Regions from separate parts of the Homo sapiens genome. Here regions 1, 3, 4 and 5 are each linked to region 2. Evidence: chromatin contacts called from ENCODE Hi-C or POLR2A ChIA-PET data. All regions are on one chromosome and are shown on one strand. The core of a region is the stretch at or near the end of the contact, and the rest is flanking DNA. Distances in the headings are between cores, read along the strand shown. Region 1 holds the start of LDHB (lactate dehydrogenase B). Region 2 holds the start of AEBP2 (AE binding protein 2). Region 3 overlaps PYROXD1 (pyridine nucleotide-disulphide oxidoreductase domain 1). Region 4 holds the start of RECQL (RecQ like helicase). Region 5 holds the start of CMAS (cytidine monophosphate N-acetylneuraminic acid synthetase).

Region 1 (2,700 bases), core at 142-2,641, 2.2 Mb before region 2:
TGCTAGGAGAGTTTGAGGCTTATGAATTCTTCTCAACAAACCCTTCTCTTAGTGATTCTTTACTCTGAATTTTTATTGTACTTTAACCAAATTTCTATTGCCACTTATTGTAATTGAAATAGGTTGCCTACTTGTCTGTCTCCAATGGACTAGGAACACCTCAAAGGGCATAATCTTATATTTATGTTTTTTACCAATGCTTGGCACTGAGAATAAACTGAAGCAATAATTATAGAATTAGTGGTCATATACAAGAAATATGCATTTACAAAAAAAAACACTTCACATACAGGAAGTTTGTGAGATGGCTATATTTGAAAGCATTTTAATTATAAGAAAACAGAACTGAAGCCAGACTCTTCAGAATTCCTCCAATTTATCATTCATTCATTTATTCATCAATGCTATATTTAGGTACCAAGCACTGGCTGAGTGTTGAAGACAGAATGAATGACAACATCCAGCTTTGGAGTCGATTAGGGACTAAAAAAGAAAGTGCATCTCACTTAGTGGTCCCACATTTCCCCTAGAGGGCAAAGCCTGACCTTGAGACCAGGTGGAATTGTAGGGGAACTTCAGATGGCAGGGACAAAGCCTCATTGGTCTTGTCAGGCAACGAGTAAGCAATCATTGCGTGTTTGTTGAAACAGGTTGAAAAAAATAGTCATTTTCATCAAATGAACTTTAAAACGGAGATGATCTAAATTCAGATGTATTTTTTTAAGTCCTTTAAAGTTTAACTGAAATGCAACATAGAAATTTATTTCTGGCCGGGCGCGGTGGCTCAGGCCTGTAATCCCAGCACTTTGGGAGGCCGAGGCGGGCGGATCACGAGGTCAGGAGATCGAGACCATCCTGGCTAACACGGTGAAACCCCCCTCTCTACTAAAAATACAAAAAATTAGCCGGGCGAGGTGGCGGGCGCCTGTAGTCCCAGCTACTCGGGAGGCTGAGGCAGGAGAATGTCGTGAGCCCGGGAGGCGGAGCTTGCAGTGAGCCGAGATCGCGCCACTGCACTCCAGCCTGGGCGACAGAGTGAGACTCCGTCTCAAAATAAAAAAAAGAAGGAAAGAAATTTATTTCTATTTGTACTAAATCTAATAGAACAAGAGCGTTAAAGTCCAGAAGAGTCGGGGATGGGCAAGTTTTATAAATAACTTGGCCTCCGCATTGAAGAGCCTGCGAGATGTGAGACCAGCTGAGAGCGGAAGCCTCTGGAAGGAGACCTCCTCATCTGGAGGGTGGGGGAGGGAGTGTGCATACTTGAGCCCTTGTCCTTGAAGGGGATTGAGCGAGCCGAGGGGAGGGGTAGGCGGTACTCGGATTTCCAATCACAATGGAGAAACCTAAGAGGCTGCGGTGGTTGTGGGGCCCCGCCCCCTCCTCCCTCCTTGCAGAGCCGGCGCCGGAGGAGACGCACGCAGCTGACTTTGTCTTCTCCGCACGACTGTTACAGAGGTCTCCAGAGCCTTCTCTCTCCTGGTAGGTTTCGGCTCAGGACCCTGAATCCTGGCCCACAGGCAAGCCTGATGGGACGTGCGGGGTAGTACTTGTATGGGGAGACGCGGGAAGGAGGAAGAAGCACATCTGTCCTCCGCGGCCTTTAGCTCTGAGCATCCGGCCGCGGGCCCTGACTTTGCCGCTCAGTTTGGGGCGCAGGGGGGGCCGTGCCCTGGCGGAGGAGCAGAAGGCAGAGGGTAGCAGCTGCGGCTCAGCGGAGAGACTTGTTGCATTTGCAGCTAAAACCAGGCCCTACTTGTCCTTGGTGGGTTCATGGCGGCCACATCACCCCCACGGCCTGCTGGCGGGAGTCGGGACACGTGCCCGAGTAGCTGGGGGAGGGGGACGGAACCAGGTGGCCTATGAAGGCTGGACGATCTTTACCTCGAATATTTGAATATATTGCCACGGTAATAGAGAAATGCCCTTGCACTCGCTGGGATGAGGAGAAAGGCACCTAGATGACCAGCACGTTTGGCGCTGCACTTATTTTTACCCGGCTCTGACGGTCTTTCCAGGAGCCATGCGCCAGTTCTTTCCTGCAGGGCCTCTTTTCTGGATGCTTAGGGGCTTCGTTTACTTTACCAGCCTTGGGTGCTCCGAGTAAGGAAGTCCTAGACTTGTCCCCACAGACCTTACTCGGGGAGATCTCTAGCTTCTGCATGCCCTCGTGATCTGCTGTTCTTTGCTGCCGGTGCCCTGAGGAAAAGATGGTTTGTGCGCACCGCGAGCAGTACAAGCTGCAGTAAGGGCCTGGGGAATGGGGGGAGGGGAGGAATTCAAAAGCAAAACCTGAATTTTTAAAAGATTACGGTGAGAAAGATTCTGCAAAGAAGATCTTTGTTCCTGAAATTAAGGCGCTCCTTTATTTCTAATGATTTATATCCACAGCAGTGAGGAGACATAAGGGACCAAGACTCAGAGATTTTTACCGTTTGTCGTTCTTGTTCCTTACAGCCTGCACTCTGATGTTGGCACAGGCCTGTATATCATGCAGACCATTTTCTTCTCATTTCTTAAAACTCTTTTTAAGGAAAAATTGAAGAAAAGCACTTTCTCCAGAAATATCTGAAAGAAAATCTGGTTCGAGCCTTTAAATTGTACTTCCTGAAGTTTTCTAAATTAAAAGGTCTATCAGAACAACGAATCTGTATTTATATAGCCACTGTTTCTTCATTTTCATTTTCCACTGCTTCCTGG
Region 2 (2,726 bases), core at 196-2,695:
CATGACTGACTACAAATGAGGGATTTGGGAGGCAATGATTTAATATAAAAGAACAGTCCTTTTTTTGTTTAAGTAGAGAAAAGTGATAGCTGGGGTCTCTCCCATGGACAAGGAAGTTCTGTTAAATCCAGGCGAGACCAGCCATATTGGAAACACTTGTCAATTGTAGTTCTGACAAGTGTTCCCGAACACGGTTGGAAGAAGCTAACCTTGAGTACCGACGTGTGTACATCAAGGCCCTCTTCTGCTCCGCCAGAGGATCTGGGCCCGTTTGGGGACTGTTTCCGAGTTAGAGCCGTCCTGAGGTCCGTGAGGAGCGAAGCGCCGAGGGGAAAGAGGGCGGGGAAAGGAGAGTTGGGGGGGAACGGTTTGAGAGTTGGAAGCCGCGATGCGCTGCGAGAGGGGCGCGGCGGCGACGGCGAGAGATTTCCGAGTTGAGAGTCTGGGGGAGGGGCCGAGGATTCGGGGAGCAGGGGGATCGCGGCAAAACGTCGCCTTGGTCCCCCTCTGAGGGGCCCGGGAGTTCAAGAGGAGGAAGGGAAGGGGAAACGCTTCAGAGCACTGACCTGTCCTCCGAGTCCATGCGGCTCAGGGGTTCCCCATCCGACGACATCTCCAAGCTGCCCCGCCGGCCCCCGGAGGTCGCGCTGCTTCCGCCTCCCCCAGTCCCGTAGCCCTCGTCGCCGCCGCTGGAGACTACGCTGCTGCTACTGCTGCCGCCCCCGCCGCCGCCCTGGCTGCCCCGCGGTCCCTTGGGCTCCTCCAGGCCCTCCTTGCCGTCCCCATCCCCGCTGCTGCTGCTGGCGGCGCCGGGGCTCAACGAGCGGGTCTCGTCGCTGCTGCTCCCGCCGCTGCTGCCCACCAGGCTCTCGGCGCTACTCTCCTCCTCACCCCCGCCGCTGCTGCTGCTCTCATCTTCCTCCTCCTCGTCGTCCTCCTCCTCGTCTTCGTCCTCCCCGGCCTGGCTGGCGCTCTCGGGGCTCGGCTCCGACATCGTCTCTGCCTCGCCGCCCCCCACTCCTCCGCCGCCGCCTCCGCCGCCCCCACCGCTGCCGCCGTTCAGCAGCAGCGCCGCCACCGCCTCGGCCTCCGCCTCCTCTTCCTCCTCCTCCTCTTCCTCCTCCTCCTCGGGGGGCTCAGCCCGGCCCCGCGCCGCCGAACCCGGGCTGCCGGGGGGCAGAGGGCTCAGGCGGGAGAGCTCCTCCAGGTCGGCCATGTCGGTGATAGCGGCGGCCATGGCGGCGCCTGCTCCTCCTCCTCCTCCTCCTCCCCACCGCCGCCTCCCTCTCTCGACTCTCTCTCCCTCGCCCCCCTCCCAAACGCCCAAAACTCCGCCGACGCCGCTGCAGAGCAGGAGGAGGGCCCGCGAGCTGCGTCAGCCTGCACACGCGCTACGGAGCCCGCGCGGGGACAGGCGCGCGACTACGCGCACTCACACGGAGACTGCTGCGCGCCTGCGCGGCGGCACGAGGCAGCACCTCCCCCGGCTGCGGGTTCTGCGCCCCCGCCCCCGCCCGGCGCCCGCCCCGCTGCCCAGTGCCCGCCCCCGCCCCCGCCCCGGCGCCTGCAAGTGCTCAGCGTTTCCTCGGGGCCTTCCCACGCCCTGCCGGGCTTCGAAGCCCAGGGACACGCGGACTGAAAACTCCAACGCTGGCCGGGGATTTTAGCAGCCTTCCGAGTTCTCACGATAAACTCATTCATTCCGGGGGTGTTTGAGGAGTGTCCCCTCTGTACAGGAGCTGAGCCAGGAATAGAACGAGCCTACAGTCTACGAAGAGAGCGGTTTAAAATGGGCAAAAATTAAAACACTACGGTGTAAGGTACTAAATTTTTATGCGCAACACAGGGCGACAGGTTTTAATACACCCTATGTTTGAATACCCCTGGAGATGTTGACATCCTGAACCCAGAGCAAACATCTTGGTTCAGGGTCCTCAAACTTTTTACTTCATGAGCCTTCTAAAACAATTTCGTAAAGCTGTGTATGTTCTTATACAGTTTAGAATGACAGCTACATTTTTCCGGCTTATAAATATTTCATCTGTCGCATTGTTTAAATACTGTATAGCCAATGGATTCTAAATACCATAGGGATTTAACACCCACTAATATCCATTTTTTTAAAATACAGTTTGGAAAATACAATTTCCAAATATTGTTTTCTGGAACTCATATTGACGTTGCATATCTCCTCTAGAATTTTATCCTAGTAATATATTTTATATTTGAACTATTTTGATCGTCTTACTTGTAATAAAAATGTGAACATAAATTGAAGTATCTGGGTTGTTTTTTATATTTTCTGTGATCATAAAGCTCTTATTTCAACCGATCAAAACAAATCTATTTCAAATGTTTGTAAGTACTAAACACAAAAGCAAAATTTTATTGGCAATGCATCTTGCAGAAATGAACTTGGGTGGACTTTTTTCTAATATACATTATGACCTTCAGTGGATGGATTTTTTTGAGAAATAGTTCAGCATCAGTTCTATTCCAAGTTTTCAATTCCATGGATATAAGTGTTGAGAAAACTTGTTCGCATAAAAAAAGCAGATGAGAATGAATGGAGTTTTGTTATAGTAATGCCACACAATTCTTTGAATGCCTTTCGCATTATATGCCCAAAAATCGCATAAAGATCTAACAAAGAAAAAATACTTTTAATGATCTGTCAGCTGACAACTCTGATTAGGTTCTCTTTCAACTTGTTGAAAGCAAGCAAC
Region 3 (2,700 bases), core at 151-2,650, 2.0 Mb before region 2:
GAGGAATATTAACGTTCTTTACAGATGTTAAGAATTAAAAATTGAATAGTAAAAGAATCTGAAGCAGTTTACAGAAAGAACCTTTAAGTGACAAATACATGTACTGAATATCAAGTAAAATTTCATTACAGTGTACATCATTAGAAAATGTTCAATTTCTACAATACACTTATTATATGAATGGCCCCCAGGGGTAAGCAGTGCTTTTTAAAAAATCTGGTTATAGTGTAATCAAGTAATGGATGGATGGCACATAGCTATAATATTGAGAATCAGTCACTTATTTGGTAACAACTTTTTATATCTTCAAAGCACATTACGGAAAGGGATAGAAAATGGAAAGAATCAGAGTTATAAGCTAAAAATCTTAAGGATCAAGATCAAGGATCAAGGATCTTAGAGGAAGGAAAGAATGAAAATGGTATATATAAGCCACCTTCTATTACTATTTACCACTAATGTAAGGTAATGGGCATGTGATATTTTATTCTAGGTTTAGATGCTAAGAAGTGGTTTTCCTAACAATATTCCTTTCACAAAGTCCCTGAAGTCCATTATAATTAAGGTGATCACATAATTTATCACCTAACCTGGGATACTATCTGCTACTAATAATCATTTTTGGTACAACTGGTGGAAATGGAGACAATCCCAGACAAACAAGATATATGGCCATCCTAACTATAATAGGATTTTATCTAAACTTGCGATACTAATAAAATACTGTAAAAAGTTAAGGTATTAATTTTTCACATTTCTTTACGGTACAAAGTATTGTCATCTTTATTTCACAGACTGATATAACATAGGTTACACGACTTTTCAAGACTAATCAATAAACAGATTACGAAAAAAGGTTTAGTACATCTGAATCCAGGTCACTTGATATTCATACTTTTCAACATATGGTGATAAGGAACTCCTTGCTTTACCTAATAAGTCTTCGTTTTTCCAGCTCTTCTATGTCAGTAAACATAGAAGATTATTGGGTGAACATTCTATTTTATGTTACTCTGGTCATATAGCATTACTGACCAGCGGAAAGTGGAATACACACAAATTTGGTAATAAAGTTTGTATTTCAATTTACATACAGGCATACAGTTATCATGTAATGCTTTCTTTTTGAAAAACTGGGAATTTCTCTATATTACCATTTTTAAATTTAAAGTAATATTACACTATAACACCTATCAGTGCACTTCAGCATACTGATGACTGACTAGCAGACAAAGTTATTACAAGTAACCACAAGAAACTTCAGTACTTGCTCTACCTCCTAGGACACCTTCTAATCCTCTTTTCCTGACTTGAACTATGTTCTCAGCAAGATGCACAGTTTGACGATTATCATCACACAGAGGGGAAATACTGCTTTCATTTTGAAAATGACTCTACAGAAGCAGACAATGAGATATTACGGTTTTGTGAAGTTATGAAAAACAGTATCTGTTTGAAAAGGAAAGGATTAACTTACACTTAGAAAGGAGAAAACAGATAATAACTGAAATAAATGTATAATGAAGAACATTAGTATTAGTTTCACTGAAACACAGTGTAGAAAGGGTATGGGTATGCCAAGTTTCACGAGAGACAAAGACCTAATCACGCAGCAGACCTCAAGTCAGAGAATAACATTATGTGGGTCCATTTTTAATTACCAAAGAAGAGCTTACTAAATACAAAACTATGAGTTTTATCCAATTATACAGTCTTCAATCTCCAACTTAAAGAAAATGATGAATAGGATTAAATGTAAGACTCTGAACATTTTTGAACATAAAATTTTTAAATGTAAATAACAATTATAATAATAGTAAGTGATACTTTGGTGAGAGCTGATAGAGAAAATCTGGCATGTATATACTATACACAAGGATTTGAAGCCCCATTTACAATAAATCTATACCTCTTCCCTCTTGGCCCACATTTTGGTTTTGACCCTTTCTCTGTATTTCTCCATATAATGCCACAAACTTCATAATAACAATAATGACTGTTACCCATAGTACTCAGGCAATTTAAGAACTCTTACAGGCTTCCACTGGGTGAGATCATCCGCTAAAAGAGGGGCAAAAACCTAGTCTGAGAGTTGGATTGAATGCAAGTGAGCAAAGATATGGCTTTGGCAGAGTCCTTATTTTGATTCAAATTTGTCCTCTTTGTGGTTTGACTCAACTTTATGGCCTGAAAAAGATCCAGACTATTTCATGTCAATCATCTGCTAGAGGATAAAATCATGAAGTGAATCAATCTTCTGCAGGACACAGCAGGATATTTCTCAATGGTTTTTGAACTTGTAATATCGTCTTAAGATGAAAATTAATTAATGTGTTCACATTTCCCAAGCTACCAAAAAAAGAGCTGCAAGAACCACATATCCTAAAACAGGAGTCACAAACATTTTGGGTGACACTGGCCAGACAGGTAACATAAATGAGTGTAGCAGGATTTATCATATAAGCAATAAAAAGTGGTGAGGGCTATCACTAGAAATCTCAAAAGGTGTAAATATTTGAATTATTTTTAAACATAAAATATACTTATAAAACACATTTATGGGCCAAATTTGGCCAATCACCTTGAGACCTAAAGCATTCCCAAAACATATATATTTTATAATAAAATTTCTACAATTACGGATTCCACAAGAGCTAAAAAAATATGGTGGATTTTTCCCCTTGAAAACATATGAAAATT
Region 4 (2,700 bases), core at 62-2,561, 2.1 Mb before region 2:
AAAATAGGGCATTTTAAATAAACTTCTATTTTTCACTTCAATTCACTGTTTAAGTCTTAAAATATTGAAAATCTGAGTTAACTGGAGTGAAATGAAAGGCGTGGCAGATAAAGCAAAGTGAGACAAAAAGAGACTCTTATGAACATCAAAATATGAGGTACAGAGCTTGGGCAGACATAAATACAAAAATTATTAATATTAACAAAAAGCAGTAGGAAAGTGGAAATATTATAATGAAAGAAAAGGAAACCGATATCAATGCTAGCTTTAGAGATGAAATAGGCCTGGAGAACTCTGTGGCAGGCAGAGAGCGATGCTAAAATAATAAAACAAGCCACAAAGCACAATATACAATACTAACGAAATATATCCTTTAATGGCACACAAAGTGGCTTTTCTCTACTGCTTGAAACTTTAGCAGGTAGAAAAGTGAGAATGTTTCAAGAGACTTCTAAAAGGTTGCTTACAGTACTGGCAAAAAGCGAATATTCAAAATGCCACATTTAAGCGTAAGGACATTTTCAAAAAGAGCCTACTGTAGGTGACATTTAAAATACCGCCTCCCAAATAACCAGCCAGCCAGGGACTTGTAGAGGACCCGAAGTGTGTCATGCGCATAAACGATCCCGAGAGTGGGCCGCGGGCACCACGCAAACTTTCTCTTGTGGCAAGCCCCTAGAACAAAGCGCCCATCTCACTGGGGATGAGGAGATCAGCGCGACCCTGGAATGAGACAGACTCTGGGCTAAAGCTCCCCTCCCAACATAGGGCGTCCCACCCTGCCCCACAGACTCTTCTCCCAGGTCAGGTCCGCCAGTCCAAGTCTAGCCCCGGCATCCCGAAGGCAGCCCCTTAGGGTCCCAGCAGCCCTAGCTCTGTCTCGCAGGCCACCGCCCCCAACCCAGAGCTTCATTCATTGACCCCGGCGGAGGGGCGAGACCCAGCCGGGCGATGGGTGTGCGCGGCTCGAGGCGGGGGCCCCGGAGCAGGTGCTTACTCTGCGTGTCCGTTAAGGAGATCATGGCTGCAGTGGTGGGGACAGCGGCGACAGCACCTCGGAAAGCCCAGGGTGGGAAGCTGAGTCGGGAGAAATGAAGCCGGGAAACAGCCCAGGCGAGAGCCGCCACGTCTTCCGGAAACACGCAGCCACCCTCACTGCCGCTTTAAGAGCGCTTCCTATTGGCGAAACCTGCTTCCAATCTCAACCAATAACTCGTAATGTTGTTCGGTGACGCGCATGGTGACCACACCCCTTGACCAATTAGAGAAGGGAGTTATCTGTGATTGGCTGAACGGACCGACCCGGAAGGGTGGATGCTCTCAGCTGGCTGGCGGGAAGATTTTACTCCCGAGTAGCGGAAAGATCTGCTCGAGGCCTGGGTGCTTTGGTGTCGGAGATCCGAGAGTCGGAGATCGGAGAGTCGGACACAGGACAGTCGGACACCGGACAGTCAAACACCGGAGAGTTAGACCGGGCTTCTCGGTGGGGAGAGGCTCTGGGATAACTACTGTTACAGCTTTGAAGGGTCAAGGGTGTGCGCTTTTTGTTTCATCCTTCCCTTTCCTGCTGCAGGGCGAGGCCGGTCTGTAGCGGATCACTTCCTTTCGCCCACACATTGGCGGAGGAGAAACCGGAAAGTTAATCACTGCCCTGCTCTGAGAACTCGGGCCTTTAGGGGCACGTTCGCCTGCTGACCGGTCTTCTGATCTCCCCATTCTTTTCCATGCAGGAGGATTGGCCACCAAAGCCTGTTTATTAGCAGCTGCCATTTGTTGGTAAATACTACTGGGGATGCTTCTTCCACCCCCTGCTTCACAGTAGCGGAAGGGCGGGCGTTATTAATATTAAATTACTATTGCCTCTAAATGCAGGTGGCGGGGAGAGAGAGGATTTAGCCTATGGTATCTCAGTGGCGTTTCCTCCAACATTGATGACTGGCTGTCACCCTGTAACATTCTTCCTGTGGATGCCTAGCTTATACTGCTGAGTGACAGACCTGCTGTAGTTCAATTTCTGGATACATTTTATGTTGAGATATCTTTTGCTGTTAAATCACATCATTTTGGGAAGGAGCAGTCTTTTAACCGCATAATCAAAGGAGTCATTTAAAATCGTGGGGGAGAATTGGATATAGACTGTGTCTTTTCATAAGGGTAGAAACAGCCCCTGCTACCTTAGCAAACCTGAGCCCTCACTACATCAAGGCATTTTCCTGGGCTGTGCGGATACAAAGGTGAAGAGATTGAACCCCAGCCCTGCTAAAGGACCTTACAGTCTATGGAAGGAATGTTACATTTTCATTACGTGAAGAGATGTTTGTATAGATCAAGAATTAGAAATCCTTGGTTTACTCTCCTATTTAGCCTTCTTTTAATGGTGTGGTTATTCCACATTCTTTAGCAAGGCAAAAAAGAGTCAGCCTATCTTTCCGGCCTAGTGGTGGCTTCAGAATTCTGTGTAGAAAGGGCGTAAGGTCAGCAGTCTAAGGATAGGTGTTGCAGAAGTGACTTTTGGAGAGCATCTTAGTTTTAGAAAATGTCCATATTAGAGAGATAGAAGAGGTGTTTTTAGGATTATGGGGAATTTAAAGTTTCTACTCTCCAGCCCCATTTTCCACTTGTCCATATGCATGCTTAGGTTTTAGTCATTCATAGATACTTAGAAATCATTACAAACCATTTTCCCCTCCCCCCACCTCT
Region 5 (2,854 bases), core at 137-2,636, 2.6 Mb before region 2:
TGAAACATTAAGAAAATTAGTATATTTATACTTTTTTGGCATCTCCCGTTTTTGAACAAGACTGGTTAAATGAAAATCATTTACCCATATATTAATATGGGTAAGCAAATATAGGTTCAAAAAGAAAAAGAGATGACTTCAAAAACAGTCATCTCTTTAAAAATCGAAACATCAAAAGGTTAACATAAATTAATTTCCACAATAACAACACATTCAAATGTAGTTAGGTTGAAGCTATATGTGTAAATTCATTCTTGGCACAGAATTCGATCTCCCTTCTTTTATGAATAACATCAGCTTGTAACTCCTGACCAATTTGGCAATGTATCTAAATTACGCATAATTAAAACTGTCCATAGGGCAGGCGAGGTTCCAAAGGTATGATTAAATGATTTGTAAGTATTAATATATCATAAAACAGTCAGTTGTACACCTTCCCACTGAGTCTCACGTATTTATAAATGTAGGGAGTTTTCTAGATTGTGCTGACTCACAGGAAGATAGCTGGAGTATTTTTCAAAGGTTAGGAAAAGATCTCCAAGCTGAGCTTGAAATTCAGCTCTGACACCCCGACACTCAACTCCATTCATGAACCTGATGCCTCCCTAATCGAGCAGCACCAAGCAGTTATCAGAGGCTGAGCAACAGGGGAGCTTCGATGGCCCCCATCCAAAGAAGTTCACATATTATCACAGATGTTGCACCGGGGTGGCCTCCTTTACTTTTCCCCGTAAGGTCAACCCGGGAGGAGGGGACGGTTGGGGAGGTGTAATCTCCCCTTTTACGGATGATTCTCAAGGGCGGAGACAGGAACTGTCCCAGGTTATGACCATTGGCAGCTACGGAACAAGGAAGGAGCTGGAGCCCTTCCTCCTGGGCTCTCAGCCCGGCCCCAGGCACCCCGGATCTTGCACATCCCTGGCATGAGAGATGGCCCCCTTCCAAGAGCGGTGGCCCCGGAGGCCCCAGCCCCTCCAGCAGCCCGACTCCCTCTCCCGACCCCCGCCCAGGCCGCGCCGCCCACTCTCGCACATGCGCACCTCTGGAAGGCCCCTGAATCCAGGGCCGCACGCAGGACCCAGCCAATGAGCGGGACCCCCGCCAGGTGCTTAATGTTCTTCAGGGGGATGCCTTTGCTGCCTCCCCGGGCCAGAATTAGGGCTGCCAGGTGCGGGGGCTTCTCCACACCTCGGCCCTGGCCGCCGCGAGAGTTGCGCTGCAGCTTCGGCGGCCGGCCCCGGGACGGTCGCCCCCGCGGGTTGGAGACGGAGGTGGCGGCCCCCTTCTCCACCGAGTCCATCTTCCTCCCACGCCTTCTCCCCAGCTTCTCCACATCCGGGAGCTAGTCCCTCACCACCTCAGCTCGGCGCCGCCCGATCCCCGCCTGGCAGCTGGCGCGCGCGGCCGTCCCTCGCCCCGCCCCCTCCCCCGCCCCTCGCGGTGCTCGCTGGGAATTGTAGTCCGCGGCCGCCTCGTCTGGGGCCAGTAGGCCAAGTAGGCTCTGATGAGGTGACCCCAAAACTAAGTCAAGCAGTGGGAGTCCAGAGATATTTGGAGGAAGTGCGGCTTTTGGGGTGCTTGCAAGTGTCTGTAAATTTCTAAAATTAAAAAAGAAAAAAAGTATTTATAATTGCTGAAGAACTTCCCCACTTTAGAATTGTGGTGGGTTTCCCGTTGCATACCTTGATGCACCCTGACACGAATCCATTTTATATTTTAAAATGTACATTTTAAACATACACCTTTTTTTAATGCCCCTGGGTCATTTTTTCCAAGAAATTACTGACCAGCTCATTCAAATATCCTACAGGCGCCTTAAACTCAACGTTTTAAAAACTCCATTTTTCATATGCTCTCCGCACTTTGATCGACATCAGCATTCCCTAGCAGCAGAAATTTGGAAGTCAGCTTTACTGGTCACCTCTAGTGTGGCCGACACTTGGTTTTTTGGTTTTGTTTTGTTGTCTGCTAAAAATCTTTTCCTTTTAGGAATTGATCCCTCTCTCATCCGGTGAGGGTTTCCCTCACATTCTCTGCACTGTGTGTGACCCAAGCTGGTCCATCTACGCACCCCATTTTCCTTAACACACCTGTGGTCTAGGGACAGGCATATGACCAAGCAGAGCCCACTGGAGTCCTTTCCAGAGAGTCTTGGAAAGAAAGGATCTTTCTCGTGCTGACTGGGTGCTAAGGACCTTGTTAACCTGAAGCCTCAGGGCAAGGGTAGGGTAGGGCGGCAGGGGGGCTTTGCTGTTCTGAAATGGGCTGGAAGACTGATGTTCTCCCTGAGGAAGCAGAACAATGACATGTAGGGATTAAAGAGAAAGAATTCTGGAGGCATCATTTAAACTCTTTTTTTTTTTTGAGACAGATTCTCACTGTGTCCCCCAGAAGGCTGGAGTGCAGTGGCACAATCTCGGCTCGCTGCAACCCTCTGCCACCCATTCTCAAGCGTCCTGAGTAGCTGGGATTACAGAGGGGCACCACCACACCCAGATAATTTTTGTATTTTTAGTTGAGTTGGGGGTTTCACCAGGTTGGCCAGGCTGGTCTTGAACTCCTGACCTCAAGTGATCTGCCCGCCTCAGCCTCTCAAAGTGCTGGGATTATAGGCATGAGCCGCCACGCCTGAGCATTTAAACCCTGATCCAGCCAAGAGGCTCAAAGACATACACCCACACACACCTCTCTTAGGAAAAAAAAAAAAAGAGACTTTAAAGCAGGCATCTCTGACCTAGCATGCATTTTGTCTTTCAGCATGTTTGCAAGCCTATATTTGGAAGTAGAGTCTTTTACATTTCTGAGATGGAGGCTGATACAAACAGAAAGAATGGATTGTAGTGTGTCGGCTTGC

The links. A loop is a pair of places that touch in the nucleus more often than their neighbours do. ChIA-PET counts read pairs that join two places held with the same protein, here RNA polymerase II (POLR2A). Pooled maps may share reads with other maps.
Region 1: a map of naive thymus-derived CD4-positive, alpha-beta T cell shows a loop between it and region 2 (4-fold over the local background). The contact joins the promoter of LDHB here to the promoter of AEBP2 in region 2. A Hi-C loop is called at or near these places in 2 of 168 maps with a recorded cell type or tissue (both naive thymus-derived CD4-positive, alpha-beta T cell), 1 of 37 single-sample maps with no recorded cell type and 10 of 50 pooled maps.
Region 3: a map of CD8-positive, alpha-beta T cell shows a loop between it and region 2 (5-fold over the local background). The contact joins the enhancer-like site here to the promoter of AEBP2 in region 2. A Hi-C loop is called at or near these places in 1 of 168 maps with a recorded cell type or tissue (CD8-positive, alpha-beta T cell) and 4 of 50 pooled maps. POLR2A ChIA-PET finds 5 or more read pairs at or near these places in 1 of 52 experiments (HCT116).
Region 4: a map of CD8-positive, alpha-beta T cell shows a loop between it and region 2 (10-fold over the local background). The contact joins the promoter of RECQL here to the promoter of AEBP2 in region 2. A Hi-C loop is called at or near these places in 2 of 168 maps with a recorded cell type or tissue (CD8-positive, alpha-beta T cell and naive thymus-derived CD4-positive, alpha-beta T cell), 1 of 37 single-sample maps with no recorded cell type and 13 of 50 pooled maps.
Region 5: a map of CD8-positive, alpha-beta T cell shows a loop between it and region 2 (7-fold over the local background). The contact joins the promoter of CMAS here to the promoter of AEBP2 in region 2. A Hi-C loop is called at or near these places in 5 of 168 maps with a recorded cell type or tissue (CD4-positive, alpha-beta T cell, CD4-positive, alpha-beta memory T cell, CD8-positive, alpha-beta T cell and 1 more) and 9 of 50 pooled maps.

The regions. Positions count from the first base shown.
Region 1 is chr12:21,656,533-21,659,232 of GRCh38, reverse strand. It overlaps LDHB (lactate dehydrogenase B), which reads left to right and starts at 1,391. Exons shown (of 8, transcript NM_002300.8): 1 at 1,391-1,482. RefSeq lists enhancers at 910-1,089, 964-1,492, 1,470-1,719, 1,750-1,839.
Region 2 is chr12:19,438,211-19,440,936 of GRCh38, reverse strand. AEBP2 (AE binding protein 2) reads right to left here and starts at 1,445. Exons shown (of 8, transcript NM_153207.5): 1 at 567-1,445. The coding sequence starts at 1,237. RefSeq lists enhancers at 188-277, 308-357 and silencers at 1,008-1,107, 1,118-1,267, 1,328-1,577.
Region 3 is chr12:21,452,296-21,454,995 of GRCh38, reverse strand. All of the region lies in intron 5 of PYROXD1 (pyridine nucleotide-disulphide oxidoreductase domain 1), which reads right to left. Among named protein-coding and RNA genes, the nearest start is that of PYROXD1, 16 kb to the right of the region's middle. Within about 2 kb of position 1,400, at least 3 of the 41 ENCODE cell types and tissues checked have a DNase peak (open chromatin) inside an H3K27ac peak, as active enhancers do; they include CD8-positive, alpha-beta T cell, where a contact is called at or near this core.
Region 4 is chr12:21,500,246-21,502,945 of GRCh38, reverse strand. It overlaps RECQL (RecQ like helicase), which reads left to right and starts at 1,311. Exons shown (of 15, transcript NM_002907.4): 1 at 1,311-1,776. It overlaps GOLT1B (golgi transport 1B), which reads right to left and starts at 1,157. Exons shown (of 5, transcript NM_016072.5): 1 at 998-1,157. The coding sequence starts at 1,022. RefSeq lists enhancers at 92-799, 800-1,507, 1,458-1,517, 1,658-1,847, 1,888-1,937 and 1 more.
Region 5 is chr12:22,044,750-22,047,603 of GRCh38, reverse strand. It overlaps CMAS (cytidine monophosphate N-acetylneuraminic acid synthetase), which reads right to left and starts at 1,386. Exons shown (of 8, transcript NM_018686.6): 1 at 1,041-1,386. The coding sequence starts at 1,300. RefSeq lists enhancers at 254-959, 1,275-1,569 and silencers at 1,262-1,489, 1,133-1,502.